Linked DNA regions of Homo sapiens: region 1 is linked to region 2. Evidence: read pairs that join two places in POLR2A ChIA-PET (ENCODE). Cell type or tissue: GM12878. All regions are shown on one strand. Each heading gives the region's core, and the rest is flanking DNA. Links, peaks and the distances in the headings are about the cores only. Region 1 overlaps RIC1 (RIC1 partner of RAB6A GEF complex). Region 2 overlaps INCR1 (interferon stimulated noncoding RNA 1).

The links. ChIA-PET counts read pairs that join two places held together with the same protein. Peaks named below come from ENCODE experiments on the same cell type or tissue, not always from the same donor. Only the 100,000 strongest peaks of a DNase experiment are listed, where the experiment ranks them.
Region 1: POLR2A ChIA-PET joins it to region 2 with 6 read pairs; 2 of 35 experiments call an interaction of 5 or more read pairs at or near these places.

What each region holds. Positions count from the first base shown.
Region 1 is chr9:5,753,449-5,756,367 of GRCh38, reverse strand. RIC1 (RIC1 partner of RAB6A GEF complex) reads right to left here. Exons shown (of 26, transcript NM_020829.4): 14 at 2,722-2,832; 15 at 1,438-1,527; 16 at 1-156. Among named protein-coding and RNA genes, the nearest start is that of ERMP1, 78 kb to the left of the region's middle. In GM12878, for the core only: no CTCF peak of the experiment used is centred there; no DNase peak of the experiment used is centred there.
Region 2 is chr9:5,492,328-5,495,246 of GRCh38, reverse strand. All of the region lies in intron 2 of INCR1 (interferon stimulated noncoding RNA 1), which reads left to right. Among named protein-coding and RNA genes, the nearest start is that of PDCD1LG2, 17 kb to the left of the region's middle. RefSeq lists enhancers at 1,147-1,206, 1,237-1,486, 1,697-1,786. In GM12878, for the core only: no CTCF peak of the experiment used is centred there; DNase peaks (open chromatin) are centred at 896 and 1,496; H3K4me3 peaks cover 439 bases; H3K27ac peaks cover 2,101 bases.

The sequences.
Region 1 (2,919 bases), core at 105-2,604, 260 kb before region 2:
AGATTTTCTTTCAATACTGTAAAGGCATATTGAACAGTCTGCTCTAAATACTATTACCATGTCCTGGAAGACACTAAGCAGTAATGTTTCTGCTTGTGCTTTGGTGACATGAGCAAAGGCATTGTCCAGATTTGATGTTCGCAAGTATACTCTAAGCTGAAGAAAACAAAAATGAAGAAAATTATAAAAACAAGATAACTACTAGGGATGACCAAATACTTTAAACATGCTGTTTTTAACTTCCGACTTTTTTTTTTTTTTTTAGTAACAGGAGTTAAAAGAACTATCTAAGCTTTAACAGTAAATGGATTATGTTTACATATTTTTGCAGACTAGGCTCATTCTATGAGTAAGCAAAAAATGAAGTGATCAAAACTGAATGTACTATTATAAAATATTCCTTTTAGACCTGCTTTATTTATTTATTTATTTATTTATTTATTTAAAGACGGGGTCTCACTCTGTTGCCCAGGCTGGAGTGCAGTGGCATGATCTCGGCTCACTGCACCCTCCGCCTTCCGGGTTCAAGCAATTCTGCCACCTCAGCTTCCCAAGTAGCTGGGATTACAGGGGTGTGCCACCATACCTGGATAATTTTTGCATTTTTAATAGAGATGGGGTTTCACCATGTTGGCCTGGCTGGTCTTGAACTCCTGACCTCAGGTGATCCACCCGCCTTAGCCTCCCAAAGTGCTTGGATTACAGGCATGAGCCACTGCACCTGGCCTAGACCTGCAGATTTAGACCTGATACATAATAAGACCAGCTGTTTCTCAAAACAAAAAACCAGATACAGTAGTCTCTCTTATCCATGGCTTTGCTCTTCACAGTTTCAGTTATCTACAGTCAACCATGGTCTGAAAATAGGTGAGTACAGTATACTAAGATATTCTGAGAGACCACATTCATACAACTTTTATTACAATATACTGTCATAATTGTTTTATTATTAGTCATTATTAATCTCTTACAAATTAAACTTTATCATAGGTATGTATGTATAGGAAAAAAGATAGTGCTATATAGGGTTCAGTACTATTAACAGTTTCAGGCATCCACTGATGGTCTTGGAATGTATCCCCCATAATTAAGGAGGGGTTACTGTAAATCAGTAACTAAATAAATCTATCTCTGAGGACAGCCATTCTTATATCATGAAATTTTTTGCTTTTAACTCTTTATTTTCAAACTCCATAGGGAATGTCCGACAGCTAAAATCCTTAGAAAAGGTTATCTTAAAAGTCTCAATTGTCACTTAATAATTTTTTAAAGTAATAACCTGAAAAGAAAATCCCACTACCTAAAAGAAGCTACATTCTTGATTAAAAAATAAAATGTTTTGTTCAGTTTTCAATCGACTATTTTCTATATAAAATTAATTCATGCTTAATAGCTTTAAAATATAAAAATCTGTTATTTCTGAGAGAAAAAACTTACCTCTTCTTGACGGTCATTTATGTTATAACACGCAAGGACCATAAAATCATTCCACCAGGCTAAGCCACCTGTCACGATCATATTTTGCTCCTTAAAATAAAAATTTTTTAAAAAATTTACCTTATGCTACCAGAAATTATAACAAAGTAATATATTTATAAAAATTCTTACCCAGACAAAGCTCAAATTATTATTATTTTTTGAGACAGTCTCACTCTGTCACCCATGCTGGAGTGCAGTGGCTCGATCTCAGCTCCCTGCAACCTCCGCCTCCTGGGTTCAAGGAATTCTCATGTCTCAGCCGCCTCCCAAGTAGCTGGGATTACAAGCATGCTCCAACACACCTAGCTAATTTTGTATATTTTGTAGGGACGGGGTTTCGTCATGTTGGCCAGGCTGGTCTTGGACTCCCAGCCTCAAGTGATCCGCCTGCTTCGGCCTCCCAAAGTGCTGGGATTACAGGCGTGAGCCACCACACGCCCAGCCAAAGATCAAATTATTTCTGCTCTTACTCCCCCTCTCTCCAATGATAACTCTAGAGCCTTTATTAATAATGATCCATATCCTATTTATAAAAATAAATATTTCTTTAAGAAGGCAAGTATACCATTAAAAATAACTGGGTGCTATATAGCATCATCATTCTAACACCCATTAGGGCTTAGTGTAAATTCTGGCTTAATCACTTATCAGATGAGTAACTGAATCCTAGTTTGTGTGTGTGTGTGTGTTTACATCAAAAGATCAGTAACAGTAGTGCCTTCACTGGGTTGCTGTGCAGATGAGTAAGATAACATATATGAAAGTGCCTTAAAATGCCTAACACACAATAGGCACCTAATAAGTACTGATTTCCTTCTCTTCCAACTGCATGCGTATATGTACACACACATACACATACACACACGCACACTCACTATCCCATATACATCACACACAGAATAGGCATGGAATGATCTCAAATTCTGTGGAAATCTATTCTGATCACATCAGATAAACTCAAGCTGGAATGTAAGAATAAATCCTCAGGCTAAGGAATTATAGTTACCGATCTTAAAAAGAATTAAAAATAAACCAACTATTTCAACACAAGATCCTTTATCAAATATCAAGTATTTTATCAGAATCAAATCTTACATATTATTCAATATCACTTTTTTATATCTGATTTTCCTTATTTTTAATAAGTAACCAAAATTACTTAGTGATAAACTTTATAGCTATTTCATATTGTAGTTCTCTTATACTTTGAGAAATAGGTTTTTAATCTCAAAAAAGACTAACCTGGGTAATGTTTCCAAAAAGTTTCCATTTTTTGGTGAGTAAAGAGTAATGTGCAAAACCAAACTTGCCAACCACAGCAATATTCTGTCCAAGCTTATCAATAGCTGAAAACTGTTTAAAAAAAAAAATAAGAACTTTTCCTTGCAAACCTATATACTTTATTAGGCATAAAGAGCTTAGTATTGTGTCAGGCAAACA
Region 2 (2,919 bases), core at 237-2,736:
TTACACTTTTGTTGGGACTGTAAACTAGTTCAAGCATTGTGGAAGGCAGTGTGGTTATTCCTTAAGGATCTAGAACTAGAAATACCATTTGACCCAGCCATCCCATTACTGGGTATATACCCAAAGGATTATAAATCTTGCTACTATAAAGACACATGCACACGTACGTTTATCATGGCACTATTTACAATAGCAAAGACTTGGAACCAACCCAAATGTCCAACAATGATAGACTAGATTAAGAAAATGTGGCACATATACACCATGGACTACTATGCAGCCATAAAAAAGGATGAGTGCATGTCCTTTGTAGGGACATGGATGAAGCTGGAAACCATAATTCTCAGCAAACTATTGCAAGGACAAAAAACCAAACACTGCATGTTCTCGCTCATAGGTGGGAACTGAACAATGAGAACACATGGACACATGAAGGGGAACATCACACACTGGGGCCTGTTGTGGGGTGGGGACAGGGGGGAGGGATAGCATGAGGAGATATACCTAATGTTTAATGATGAGTTAATGGGTGCAGCACACCAATATGGCACATGTATACATATGTAACAAACCTGCACGTTGTGCACATGTACCCTAGAGCTTAAAGTATAATAATAATAAAAAAAAACAACCAACAATCAATCACTTAAAAAAAAAAAAAAAAAAGAAAGGATGGGCAGGACCCAAACTGTCAGAAACAAGGTAACCTCAGGACTGGCTGCTTTCTTTGCCCACCTCTCGTGGTTCATTGAGTCTCTCTCCCTCAGCTCATATCTGCTTCTCTCTGCACATCTCATCTGTTCGACTCACCCTGCTTATTTCCTCAGTCTTTCCCTCTACTTTGAACTTCTTTTCTCTTTCTGGTGACTTCTGCTTTCTCAGTTTCTGCTGCCTCAGCGCTGTTCCTGCCCTGTCATAGATTCTAGCAGCCTCCTGACCCTTCTGTGTCAGGCCTACCCACCTCGGTCTTGAGAATATGAGTTGCTGATTCAGTCTCTGGAAGCCAGCCATATCCCAAAGCCTTCTCGTCTTCCTAGTTCTGGCTCTGGGAAGCCAGAGGAGACAAGACTATTGGACCCCAGCACCTAGGCATGGTGTAAGATGAACCCGGTGTGGTTCCCAGCAACTCTGGCCTGAAGGATCTCCAGAGCCAGCCAGTTTCCCAGGGTCCCCCTAGCCAGGGCTGATCAGGGTTACAGCATGTTCCCAGGACTAAACTGAGGACAGGTCTTAAGTCTGTTTGCCTTAAGACCTTGGGAATCTCCGTAAAAATGCTTGGACCAAGTATAGAAGACTTCTAAACTCAAACTCAAGTAAAGGAAACCTGAATTCAAACTCAGGTAAAGGAAATGAAAGGTTCTCACAATGACTTTGGTTTCAGCTCATATTTTTTTCTTTTTAAAGTGAAATGATGATTCATCACTTTCAATACAGTTGAGACAGCTGACTCATGTTTTCGTGTTAGGTCAGTGGTTCCCCAATATGGCTGCAGGTTAGAATCCCCTGGGGAACCTGAAACATAGAGGTGCCTGGGCACTACCTAAGACCTCCTGATTCAAAATCTCCAAGGGTGGGGTCCAGAAGTCTGCATTTTTTGAAACTCATCAGTGGTTCTGTAGTAACCAGCCGTGCTCTAATTGGTGGATTAGCATTAGGGAATCCCTGGGTTTGATGACACTGATGGCAGCAATCCTTGAAGGGAAGTAAGCAAGAGGGAGAAAAGGAAGCTGAGAACCCAAAGACAAACTTCAGCTACTTCAAGATGTGGACACCTGTCTATGTTTCTTAGATTTTCTTTCACTAAGAAGAGCTGATACCATGATTCTCAATCTACCAAGGGGGAGGAGAAATGGAAGCATGCAGAAGTAAGTTGATCTCACCTAAGGCAACAGAATTAAGGCAGGTCTCTGCTTAGAAAGACCACCTTGAGGGATAATTCTGCTCACTTGTTGTTCTCCTCACTGGACAGGAGACCCTGGAAGCAGAGACAATATCTGGTGCACCTCTGCATTCCCACTACCTGAAACATAAAGTTGCTCAATAAATAAACATCCTCTGTTGAATGAATAACTGCAAAGGCAGGTCCACTTTTAGAAACCATTGTGACTGGCTGGAGGGGTGGAGCTATGTGGAAAGTAGAAAAAGCAGTTGACACCAAGGGCAGAGAAGCTGGATTTGGTTCTACTCCTTACTAGCTCTGTGATTTGACCACTCTCTGCCTTGGTGATAAAATGTCTGAACAGAGTTTTGTAAATTACATTTTATAATTTACATAGAAAGCCTAGAATTTGGCTGGGTGTGGTGGCTCACACCTGTAATCCCAGCACTTTGGATGGCCAAGGTGGGTAGATCATTTGAGCTCAGGAATTCAAGACCAGCCTGGGCAGCATGGTGAAACCCTATCTCTACAAAAAATACAAAAATTAGCTGGGTGCAGTGGCATGTGCCTGTAGCCCCAGCTACTCGGCAGGCTGAGGCAGGAGAATTTCTTGAGCCTGGTAGGCTGCAGTGAGCCAAGATCGCACCATTGCACTCCAGCCTGGGCAACAGGAGTGAAACCCTGTCTCAAAAAAAAAAAAAAAAAAAAAGAAAAAGAAAAAGAAAAAAGAAAAGAAAAAACAAAAGCCCAGAATTTCTTGAATTAGTTGATCAACATAAATAGGGCCTTCTTGCTCCTTTTGCTTAAGTGGCATGTTAAAAATCAGTGACTTCTTTAATGACTGTACCTACTCTGAACTCTGTGCCAGATAAGGTAGAAAACAGAAACAAAAAATAAAGAAATTAATATGCAAGTGTTGCTTTTCCTACTTGTTACTCTGGAATCATAAGGCCACATGGCTGTACTTTCCAGTTATTCATTCAACAGAGGATGTTTATTTATTGAACGACTTTATGTTCCAGGTAGTGGGAATGCAGAGG